2 separate regions of the Homo sapiens genome follow, and region 2 is linked to region 1. Evidence: chromatin contacts called from ENCODE Hi-C or POLR2A ChIA-PET data. All regions are on one chromosome and are shown on one strand. The core of a region is the stretch at or near the end of the contact, and the rest is flanking DNA. Distances in the headings are between cores, read along the strand shown.

Region 1 (6,234 bases), core at 2,454-4,953:
TATTTATGAGTGAGAGTTAAATGATGAGAACACATGGACACATAAAGGGGAACAACACACACCGAGGCCAATTGAAGGGTGGAGGGTGGGAGGAGGCAGAGGGTCAAGATAAATAACTTGGGTACTAGGCTTAATACCTGGGTGATGAAATAATCTGTACAACGAAGCCCCATGACATAAGTTTACCTATGTAACAAACCTACATATGTACCCCTGTACATAAAATAAAAGTTAAAAATAAAATAAATAAAAACTCAAGAGCAGCTTGGCTGTCACTATAATTATTATTATTCAGTTTTCTTTTTTATTGAATTACTCCTTCATCCTCTGCTTCTTTTCCATTTTAATTCCTACCACTCTTCATTTATTCATGTTCAGCTTATTGAAACCTATTTCCAAAGAGCTCTCCTGGTGTCATATTCCCTATGCTCCAATCCTCCTGCACACTATGCCCAGGAGGAACCCGCTAAAGTATGGATTTCCACAGTTGGCTCCTGGTCAGAACCATTTTGAGCCCCCTGTTATCCAGCCGCTGAAGAATAAATCCCTTTAAAGCTTCCACAACCAACCTTATTCCAGCATTATCATCCAAAATCCCCTAGAATACCCTCCATGGAATACCCAGTATCCCTCCTTTCTTTCCAGCTACACATAAAAACAGCCCATTCAATTTCACTTCCTAATTCTTGTGCTTGATATTCCCCCTACTTCAGTGTTTCCCAAACTTCACTCATTCTGGTACCTCATCATGATTTTTCCACTACCAATTGCCACCTGAACTACTTTTTACTTAATATTTCCTGTAAATTCACTCTTATTTTAAGTAAGACAAATATTTGAAAGGTTAATGTCTATTAGTACCATAAATGAAAAAAGCTGATATCTATTGTAATAAATAGGCAATAACTATATATAAATGTTATTTTAAAGCAGTAATTAAATTAAACTAAGTACTTTTTGCCTACTAACATTTATTGCTTATTCTGTGAGTGTTATAAAGGAAGCTTAAACAAGTGTTTGGAGAAGTTTAAGTCATATCAAAAACAACAAAACTTATTTCTGAAGAATTGAAACTAAGTCAAAAAATATAACTTTCTCAATCTGTAATCTTAATGTTATTGTTATTGATTGATCAGTCCATATGTTTCCGAAAATCATTTAATGTGCGAAAGTTTGGAAAACACTGCTGTACGTGAGATACTTTCATGACCTTTTCCTGCCCATCTCAACTCTGCACATTTTTCCAGGCCTGCTTAAAGTTCCACCACCTCCCACAATGTCCTCTTGAAATTCAGGGCACTGTGACTGCCCCTTCCTCTGGCAGCCTGGGTACGCGTCTCTTCTGTGTTTTAGGAAGTCACTCCACTCTGCTTCTGAATGACTCATATACATCTCAAGTTTATTTATTTATTTATTTATTTATTTATTTATTTATTTGGTCTCCAGTAATTATAGTTGAAAGAAAGGTTTTTGAAGGTGTCTTTTTAATCCCCTGATACTGAGCATCACACTTTCTGTGGAGTGACTCTATGAACAGCATGAATGACTAATGAATTAGCACTTACTCTCTTTAACTATTTATGAGGTCATATCTCTGCTAGTAGATAAGGATCCCCTCAAGGGCTGTGCATGAGTTTCTTCTAGCCTCTAAACCCAGCCCAGGGGGAGTATATTGCAGGATTGCTAGAAATCTTTGTCAATTGAATGAATGACACTTCCTAGAGACACTACACCATAGACGGCACTTGACAACAACAAAAAAAGCCACCCTTTTAGAAGTATACAGTGTTCAGTGCCTCTGCAGCTTTCCTCCACCTTTGGAGAATTACAAGTTTCATTCTAATTCTATCCTGGACTTGCTGACATAGGGTTTACATTTATTAATATATGGCATATCACATGTAAAACTCTGCACAGTCATCTGAAATGCTGGTTGTTATCACCTTCACTTATCACCAAATGCCATAAGGGATGTTTAGTCTTAATAGACACCTAGGCATATGTGTGGTCTTTCAAGAAAGAATTCTCTAAAAATTCAACAGACATGTCTTCAAGTTCAAAATTAGTATAATTCCAAAATGTCTTTTGTCCTCCAAATCAGCCAATACATTTTAAGATAAGATGGTGTTTAACAAACTTTGCCTTAATAGTTTTTATTATCTCTAAAACACAAACAGATAAAAATATTCTATTTGTAAATTAGCTACAAGGAAGTTGAGAAAACTGGAATAAATAATATTTTTGCTTTAAGTTTTAAAAATGAGTCATAACTAAAGCTTTTAAGCAAATTGTAACTAATAATTATGACTTCATAATTTCTAGATTCTGTACACTACCCATGAAATCATATTAAAAATCGCTATTATGAATAAAAGATAATCATGTAATTAAGTTCAGGGGGGCATAAAAGAATCACCACTGAGGTTAAGACAACTTTAAGAATATACCTGAAATTCATCATTATCACCCAGTAATTGCTATGTAAAAACCAGACATTAACATAGATAAGTCAATATCAATCCTAAATTAGACCCACTGAATATAGACTTAAGACATTTTTAGGAAATTAGGAAGACCTTTAATAAATGGAAGGCATTGGAATTTTCACTACATGCTTTTTGATCTTAAAAATAAATTTTTTAAAATCTATCTTTATTAATTGTGGTAAAAAACTTAACATACAATTTACCATCCTAACCATTTGTAAGTGTTTACACTTACAAATTTTAAGTTCAATAGTATTAAATATATTTACATTATTGTACAGTCTCCAAGTGTTTTCATCTTGTAAACTGAAACTCTATATCCATTAAACAACTCTCATTTCTCCTTCCCCCAAGCCCCTGGCAACTACCATTCTAAGTATCATTTATGTGAGTTTGACTACTCCAGATACCTCAGGTAAGTTGAATCATCCAGTATTTGTCTTTTTGTTTCTTTGGTGTGTTTTCCAAGCTTAATTGAAACTTAATTAGGATGAAGCCAAGTTACCCTCCATCATGTATCATCTGTCTATTCAGTACAATGCACTGTGCTAATTTAATGACCCCCTTAACTTAATTACATGATTATCTTTTATTCATAATTTAATGCTATTAACCTAATGAGGTAGGTTATGCACACACACTTTACAGATGAGGAAACTGAGACTTTGCGAGGTGAAACATCTTGTCAATGGTCATAAATCTAATAAGCAGTGGGGCTGCTGATTGCAACTTTATCTATCTTCAAAGCACAGTCTTTTTAACATACCTGTATGCTTTTTGAGATATTTAAAGTTTTTAGGGGATTTCAGCCATCTACATATTTTAAGCAACTCATAGAGTGTTTTGTTTTTGCCTTTGATGGTTAATGTGACCTGGGTTCCTCCTTTTTTTTAAAATAAACTACTTTATTCTAAACCATGTCTCAAGGTATTATTCTATTCTATGTCATGAGGTTTATTCTAACACATGTCCCATAAGCCCACAGAATACCAGTTACCTTCCCTTTATTTAAGCAGGGCTTGATTTGTTAAGCAGCTGGTTTGTTACATTTTTCTGGAAATTATACAACTTCCTAGTGTGTAGCACATATCAATAGTGAAAGGAATATTATTTTTAAAAAATCAGCACTTACATTTGTGGAAGTGAGCCCAAGCTTCTTCAGTTCAGACACATGGTTTTAGTGAATAGAAGTCACTCTACCAAACCCGGGTACTCTTCAAACATGCCTTGCTCCGTATGCAGGCAGGCAACTGCACCCCTGCTTCCTGAGCCACCTGGGACTTGAAGTTCTACCACTGTGGCTCCAAAGCTGCCCAACTAGAAACCCCAAAAGGCAAGAGAACTACGATACCCACAATTCAGGCTCCTCACCCGAAACCAGAAGAGGGCGTATGGCTAGAGTTTCACCCTAAGAAGAAAGGGGAAGCAGGTGGAAAAGCAATTAAAAAAAAATCAGGTGAGTATATCTAAGAACCATCTGTAAATATAATCTTATTTCCATGAAAGGAAATAAAAGTGGTTTAATGTTTGCCAGGGAGTAAGAAGGCACCCTCAGTGTTAGCAATAAGTAAAAAATATTTATGCAAGCAAATCCTCATGCAGCTGGAACTTGCCCCACCAGATTCTCTTTCGGTGATTCAGAGCTGAAGGTGCCTCACTGCCCTGTGGAACAGGTGAATAAAGCCTTCCCAGGTGAGTGACAGTGTCTAACTAGTTCCCCCTTTCCCTCTACATCAGCACTGTGATTGTCACTCAAAGACATAGACATATAGACATAATGGAGACCTTTTGGCATTTCATCTTCTAAAATGCTCTGGATTTTTAAGATAACACTTTAAAATGTGCCTTTTAAAATATAAGCAAGAATAAAGTTTTCTTGATATTTTCTTCCATTTTACTTTCCATTTCTGTGTTTTGTGTTTTCCTTCTGTGTATTTTGTTCAAAATTCAAGAAAGAGAAAATTAGGGGAAAGGGGAAAAAAGGTAAAACTTAGTGAAATGAAATGTGCAATAATTGTTTCACATTTTTTTCCAACATCAGCAACAGAGAATGTTTAAAACAAATGTGTTTCTCTATTTGTTCATACAGCATCTCTCTCTAGCCTATTATCTCCTGTTAGACACAGCCCAGAAAATGAATAGAGACAAGTCCTGGCTGGGTCTGGGTTCAGAAACATAATAGAAGGATTCATCTAATGTAAGTAGATGGCAGAATGGTGACAAAGAAAAAGTTTCCTTTCCCTTTTCTGCACTTTCTCTCCTACTGTTCTAACCACCCCTTCCTCCCTGATGCATCCCTGGCTTCATGCTGCCAGATCACCTAATCCACCCAGATTCCCTTTGAAGTTTCCCCTTGACTCATCCCACAATCCAAACTGAGCTGTTCTGTTTCTTTTTGTCACAGGTTCCTCAACTCTCTACTAGAACCTAGCTTTCCTTTATGTCATTATATTATTTCCAAAACAAATGGTTCTTAATTTCCCCAAACCCTACAGAGGGCATTCTGCATGGCATTTCTCCTCCCTGAAACCATTTTTGCTCATCTTGAAATGTTCAGAGATTTCATTTTTTCCAAAGCTCAATGAAAAACACTCTTCAAGATGTCCTTCTCAGTTTGTCTTAATCTGAGTTATTCTCTTCCTCCTAATCAATTTCATAATATTGCATCTGCTCCTCTCATAACACATTGTATATCTCATTTCATTGGTTTACATGGGTGTGTGTGTACCTATGCAGTCTTACATTCCTATTTGAAGGCAAGGCCTCATTGTATCCCTACTTCATTAACTCATTAATGTACAAGTAGATGTTTGTGATAAACAATCAACACATAAAATAACTGAGATGTTAACTCTAAGGTGTGTGTGTGTTAATGCCTAATGCCATCTTTATGTCTCCCGGAAAACATTTACATTTAAAAAGCTACCTAAATGCCATGCATGAGTACTGTTATCAGAATCCCCCTGCAGTCTGGTCTGGTGTGGCTCCCACAGCCTTTATTTGCAGAAAGGCAAAGCATTAAATCTAGCAATTGAACCCTTGACAGTACCCGAAATGAAAGCCCTAGTGGGTCAGCACTCACTGTTTACCAGCTCCAATCCCTGCTGTGCACTTGCCTTTCTAACAGCTCCCCAAGGACTGGGCTCCCTAGAGTCCTCAGTCCCATGGTCCTGGAAACCTGGCCCTACCTCTATCTATGATTTTTGATTATCAGCTCCAGCATTTATGGATCCCTTCTCCTATTATCTAATCTACGGGCTCTAAAGATTAAACTGTGCACTTTGGACTATTTAAATAGTTCTTAACCACTGATCTCCTCCCTCAGGGAAGGGAATTCTTTCCACAGTTGCTAGTTCCTCACACCTCTGCCTCTATGGGATTCTCCTGGTCCCCACATGCTCTGCTGTGTCTTCTAGCTGTCGGCCACTGTGGAGGAAGTGAACCTTCTAGATCCTGCTGACTCATACAATGAGTTTTGTGTGGACCATCAGACAAAAGGGCTGGCTGGTGAAGGTGGCTGTTGTCTGGAAATTCCTCCCAGCTCTCCTCTAATTATGTCATAAGGACTGGAGGCCCCTTAGCCTGCTTGTGTGAGTATCACCAGCTATGTAAAGTTGGGGCCTTAGCTCATCCTCAGCACATGGCTCAGGATCACTTCCTTAAGAAAGTCTCTTCTGACCTCCTTACCCCTACCATGTTTCTTGTACTGACTTACGCAATGGTCACAACCAACATAGAAGCTGAAATC
Region 2 (6,170 bases), core at 2,009-4,508, 4.7 Mb after region 1:
ATTTCAGAATATTTCAGCTATTCCTTCCTTGTGAGATCTCCTTGCCATTTTAAGTCTTTGGCCACAAGAGACATCATTTCTCTCTTTTCTCTGACTTGTTTCAAATATTTCTAGTACCATAGAGATGTTATGCCCAAAGCATCCTTCTTTGGGGATTTCATTTCCTGGTTCCTGCCACTTTCTATCACTAGTTAATGCTTCCTTGTTGGCTCAGAAAGAAACCCAGAGCTATCATTCTCTGCATTATTTTTTCAGTCTTCTTAAAAATTAAATGATCGGCAAAACAAGTCAAGAGTTTATCAGAAGTTAGCCGAATGAAACATCCAGTGGGTGATTATCTGATTGAATCTCCTTTTTATCAGCACATGTGGTATTCATTCTAAAGTTTCAGTTTCTGAGAAGAAAGCGCCCTCCATAGCCTCTATCTGGCCATCCATAATACTGATCCTATTACAATCTTTCTTCCCTACCATGCCCTCTTTACCCAGGGATTCATCATTAAGGTCTAGATTTCCCCAAGACTGCTTCTTTACAGTAAAACATCCCCTTCTAAAATCATATTCTAGTCACGAGAACCACGCTAACCGTGGTGAGACAGATCCAGTGATGCTATCTATATCCAAGTTTTAATGTTTCAAGTTTATTTTGCTTCATTCTCATAAGCTGCACAATGGCAAAGAGCTGCAGGTATTTTACCAACCAGCTGCCCAGGCTTTTTTAAAAAGAAATTACTGATGTTCTCCTCCTCTGTTATTGGTCTTTTTATCTTTGCTCTGCCGGTTGTTCTCTAGCCAATCAAGTTTTAACGTTTTTTCCTTCCCATCAAATTTCAGTTCAACTCTCTTAAACAAGTTAGCAAATCTCTTGCCAAACACACTTGTCCTCAAAAGATGGCAAGAGCCTGCTCCACAAACCAAACTCGGCTTATCAACACTATCTGTGCTGTAGTTACTTTGCGTGTCCTTTTCAAGCACATGGTCTACCTTTCCCCAAAAAGTAGAGACATCAAACATCCCCCTCAAGTTCTCTACTTTTCTACCATGACTTCACAGAACTCATGATACATTTGAGGTTTCTTTTGACATTTAGAGTGTTTTTACCCAAACCAGTGAACGGGGTGATAACTGATAGATCTGATATTTTGGTAAGTTAGCATGCATGCCTTGGCTTGTTATCCAGCAATATCCACTCTCCCCTTCTTTAATAATAGAACTCTCGAGTTTTAATGTGGTTCATGGGCATCTAATAAGAGGCTTTCACTTCTAGCATTCTTTGCCGCTTGGTAGGGGCTTGTGACTAAGGGCTGCCAATGAGATGTGAGCAGAGTTGTTTGTCTTCCAGGTCATGGTCCTAAAAAGAGATACACATGTTCCCTGCCCTTTCCCCATTCCTGAGAGCTGGGAGGTGGTGATAGCTGGACCCAGAAATGAAAGACACACTGGTTGAAGACCATAGTGTCACCATGCCAGCCAAGGAATAACAATATCTGAACAGTTACATGAGAGAGAAATAAACTTTAATCGTGTTAAAGTTACCTAATTTTTGAATCTCTCAGTTACACAGGTATAGCACAAATAACATTGGCCCTAAGAAGCTGGCATGCCTTCAAATTAGGAACCTTAGGTCACCTCTGTACGTCTTAACAGAAAGCTGCCAATCACCTCTGTCCTGGCCAGCTTCCTGTGCCAGAAACAGGAACCTATGGCAGTAAGAATCCTTTTCATTATTTGACAAAATAAGGAAAGCTACTGTTTTTTTTTTCTTTCTTTTTTTTTTTTTTTTTTTTTTTTTGGAGACAGAGTCTTGCTTTTCTCGCCCAGGCTGGAGCGCAGTGGCGTGATCTCAGCTCAGATCTCAGCTCACTGCAACCTCTGCCTCCCAGGTTCAAGCAATTCTTCTGCCTCAGTCTCATGAGTAGCTGGGATTACAGGCACACACCACCATGCCCGGCTAATTTTTGTACTTTTTAGTAGAGATGGGGTTTCGCCATGTTGGTCAGGCTGGTCTCGAACTTCTGACCTCAGGTGATCCACCTGCCTCGGCCTCCCAAAGTGCTGAGATTACAGGTGTGAGCCACCGTGGCTGGCCGAAAGCTACTATTTTCAATTTGAAGGTGTGTATTACCCTGGCCTGAAATAATCCCAAATGCTCAAAATAGGATAGATGGTAGACATCCAATCTTCAAATCATTTTCACCTTCTCCAGCAAGCCAGCCCCTTTCATGTTGCATTTATCACCCACGTGGTCCCAAGAGTCACTACAGATCAGGATGAATCAATGTTCTGAATGGAGAGAGATGAGTCCATAGGTCCTATGACAACTCCTCCATTCCTGAATGGAGAAATCAGAAATGGGCTGAGTTTTCCTCCTCCTTCTGCAGCTTAGCTACTCTTACTTGTCCTTCAACACCTTACAAGGAAGAAATACTTATGAATAAATGTGGGCTAATAAAGGAAGCTACAGTGGAAAGACAGGTGGCAAAAAGAAGACAGGCACACTGATGAAAACTCAATTCAGTATATATCCTATAAAGTAACTACTATGTGTCCACTGCTGTGCTAACCCTTCAGTGATGGAAACTAAGTGACAGAAACTTAATCCAAGGAGGAAACCACTGTGATCAAGGAGATAAGATGTCACAAATGAAACAAGCCAGAACACACCCCAGGGTGGGCCATCTGGTAGGTGCTATGGGCAGTCACAAGGGAAGAGCTCAGTGGGGCTGGAGTTGTGAGAAAAAGCTTAGGAAGAGGTGGCCTGCAGGGAGCCGTGAAGATGTGGATAGGGCTTGACTAGGTAGAGAGAAGCATGGAGGACAAAGCTGTGAGCTGGGTCGGGAGGGGCACCTCCTGCAACATTTCTCAACCCCGGCTGCGTGACAGGATCACCCTGGGAAGCTTCTACAAAATCCCAAAGCCTGGTGCCATTTCATACTAACTGGTCCAGACACTGGGGATGAGGCCAGGGCAAGGGCATCCTGAGACACTCCCAGGTGATTTGGATACACAGCAAGGGTTGAGCCACTGCTCTAACATAATCTTGCATCCAGAAATGACAGATTTACTCCACAGAACTGCCTTCTTTAATTTTGGTATTTAATTTTGTTTGAGCATCTTATGCCAGACCTATGTCTGCTGCATCCAATTTATACCAAATTGAAATGCAAAGCAGGATGTGACTTAGCAGTTTAAAGGGTAAGAAAAGATAGCACCACCCAAGAACTTAAAATAACATCTGGTGGTTTGAATTTTATCAGTGGGTGTTATTACGCTCCCTTAACCGACAACTGCTTGCGGAAGCTTGGTAGAGTTTTAACAATTGGCAACCACAGGCAGCATTTCATTACTTATCTAAAAAGACTATCAATTGAGTTACTATGAAATGTGAGCATGAAGTTTTAAAACTTCCCTATTTCCTACAAAAATCAACTTATCATCTTTTCAGAAATGTAAACAGCCAGCTAACAATGGGTAATGCTCTATAAGTGCTAACTGAACACTCTCAAATAACAAGAAACAAAATACCCTAGTGGGTCATGTATCAGATGTACACACTTCAAGTTTGTTTGTCCACTTAACTAAAAATAACCCTGGGACTCAGAATCTAAGCTTAAACCAAATTCTATAAATCGAAGTCCCCAAGATATATTTTGGAGGTATCCTTCCAAAACTGCAGGGGCGATAATAATTCCTTGTAAGAGAATCACTAATTTAGGGAACATAGGTGGGGAGAAAAAGGGATACAGGAAGTTTTACTCACTTCTAGGGGAAAGAAAGATTACTGCAAAAAACTTAACCTGAGACACTTTTAAACTAGTGCAAACTGGAAAAAAGAGAGACATAAAAGGAAAAGGCAGAGTAAACAGGTTTTAAAAAGGTGGGGTGGTTACTGGTAGACTAGAGCTAAAAGGCAAGAAAAACCTAAAAGCACCTCTGTTCCCAATGCTAACAATGACATGGTTATTTTATTCTCTCCAGTAGAGTGTATAGATCAAAAGCAATTTGAAGACTGTCTCATCCTTGTTTTTGTTTTTTCTTAATTGACACGGTAGGTAGTAGGTTATTTGTTTATCAAATTGATAACCTGTGTTCCCTCCCCTTCACACTAGCTACTAGAAGGTTTTTACTAAATTTTATCTCCGAAGTAAGAAAATATTCTCAAGTATCCATTTATCAAACTTTAAAAATTTGTGGAAAGATAGATCCTAATTCTTTAGGAGTTTACATCTAGTAAGAATGTTACCAAAAAATAATAGTTCATAGGAATTACAAATCAGAAAATGTAAGTCAAAATGTGGGATGTAAGTAATGTGTTAAAACTCTAAGCTGGATTCCATCAAATTAATTTTAAAAATCAAATTCAGCAACCAGGGCCTTGATCTTCCTTGCATATTCCCCTATGTTGCAGATTCACTGCAGACATCCATTGATTTAGGGAGTTTAGCACATTAAGGGCATTCTAATAAACCATTCTGTGCTTACCGTTTTTCATCAAAGAACTCTGAGTACTATGCAAAAGGCAACTCTCCCATCCTCACACCCAAAGACAGAACAGCCCCAGCACAGAACAATGACAATCATAGCTCCTGAAAATGAGAAGCACCCAGTCTCCAGACCCAAGGCAGACGTCAAGGCTTATTTATGGCTTAGAGCAAGCTGATGCCAGTTCTGATTCATCATTACTGGGTGTGGAAGATGTATTTTTCAAAGACGACCATACCAATGTACATCCCATCCCACATGCTCCTCTAACAAAGTGACCGTGACACTTCTTCATCAATAGATGGCTTCTATATTCCCATCCTTCAAATTTGAGTGGCTTCTAATTATGGCAGAAATGATGCTTCGTGACTTCTGAGGCTGCATTAGAAATGGCAATGTAACTTCCACTTGTCCTGTTGTCTCAGGGTGCTTGCCCTTCAACTCAGCCACCACGATGTGAGTAAGCTCAAGCTAGCCAACATGGAAAGAACACATGGAGAGATCCATTCGGAAAAGAATGGCGACCGCCTCACCTCAGCCGATAACCAGCATCAACCCGCAGACATGTGACTGAGCAAGGATTCAAATGTCCCAGCCTCCAGCCTTCCTGCTGTCCCAGTTGCCAGTGAGTAGAGCAGAAACTATGTCTTTTCATCAAGTCCCACCCAAATTAAAGATGTCAGGGATACATAAATATTGTCATTAACCTACCAGTTCATCGTCATTGTCTCAATTTACCAAGTTTTGGGGTTGTTTGTGACACTGCATTAGATCGCTGAAACCCCAGGCAGGAAGCCCTGGCAGACCTCCAGACTCAGCAGGTGGGAAGCATGAGAACATGGGGTGAAAAAGTCTCCTAGGTAAGTCAGCAGCAACACTCTCTTCTCCTGTCCCTCAGGCTAGCAGGCTCCTGCTACCAGAGCATCCCACTCCTGCTGGGTAGGTCAGACTCAGAAGGGGGCTCCTTGACCAACAAACCCTGACTCCCTTATAAAGTCACTTACAAGAAGCAGACACGGTCTAGTGTGGGGGCCAATCAGCTGACAAAGGCCGGTATGTGTCTGATAGTGACAGACACATCACAAAGTGACACTGGGAATCTAGGACTGGGCACAAAGATGAAAAGACACATGAACCCCTTAAAAACCCTGGAAACATTCCTTTCAGCCCAGACCTCAAAATTTCTCCCTTATCATTTGGCATTTATCTTCATAATAGTTGAAGCTGTGATTGGGAGTGCATTGTCATGTGGTAACTGAGCCACAGAGAAATTAAATATCTTACTAAGGTAACAGGGTCAGTCAGTGGGGATACAACTAGGACGAGGACAAGGACCAAGGACCGTATCCCATCAAAAACATACACCCAGAAATGGAAAACAGAGCTAAAGTAAAGTAAAAGTTCTACATATATGCATTGAAACTTTCCTAAGGAGCAGATTCATTACGAAAGAGTCAAAATCGCAAGCACCATTCAATCCTTTGGTAAGAACATGCAGACTCTTGGGTGTTGGCCAGAGGGTTGTTCTTTTAATATTGCAGTGCAAAGATCTAGTTCCCACCACAAATGGGCTTCCCTGAGGGTTATCAACAGGATACCAACAAGGCAATATGGAAAGCAGCTTGTCATCTGAATAGGAACAGAAGAATGATTGAAAGTAGAGGTAACAAGGGAGAAGAGACAAGAGCC

Evidence for each region. A loop is a pair of places that touch in the nucleus more often than their neighbours do. ChIA-PET counts read pairs that join two places held with the same protein, here RNA polymerase II (POLR2A). Pooled maps may share reads with other maps.
Region 2: a loop to region 1 is called in a map with no recorded cell type, with 2.7 times the contacts of the local background. The contact joins the enhancer-like site here to the promoter of MACC1 in region 1. A Hi-C loop is called at or near these places in 2 of 37 single-sample maps with no recorded cell type and 2 of 50 pooled maps. POLR2A ChIA-PET finds 5 or more read pairs at or near these places in 1 of 52 experiments (OCI-LY7).

What each region holds. Positions count from the first base shown.
Region 1 is chr7:20,213,681-20,219,914 of GRCh38, forward strand. MACC1 (MET transcriptional regulator MACC1) reads right to left here and starts at 3,704. Exons shown (of 7, transcript NM_182762.4): 1 at 3,619-3,704. It overlaps GIRGL (glutamine insufficiency regulator of glutaminase lncRNA), which reads left to right and starts at 3,897. Exons shown (of 4, transcript NR_134569.1): 1 at 3,897-3,942; 2 at 4,576-4,683; 3 at 5,903-6,076. RefSeq lists enhancers at 3,529-4,728, 6,148-6,234, 6,214-6,234.
Region 2 is chr7:24,908,018-24,914,187 of GRCh38, forward strand. All of the region lies in intron 1 of OSBPL3 (oxysterol binding protein like 3), which reads right to left. Among named protein-coding and RNA genes, the nearest start is that of OSBPL3, 69 kb to the right of the region's middle. RefSeq lists an enhancer at 2,663-2,812. Within about 2 kb of position 3,259, at least 4 of the 41 ENCODE cell types and tissues checked have a DNase peak (open chromatin) inside an H3K27ac peak, as active enhancers do; they include OCI-LY7, where a contact is called at or near this core.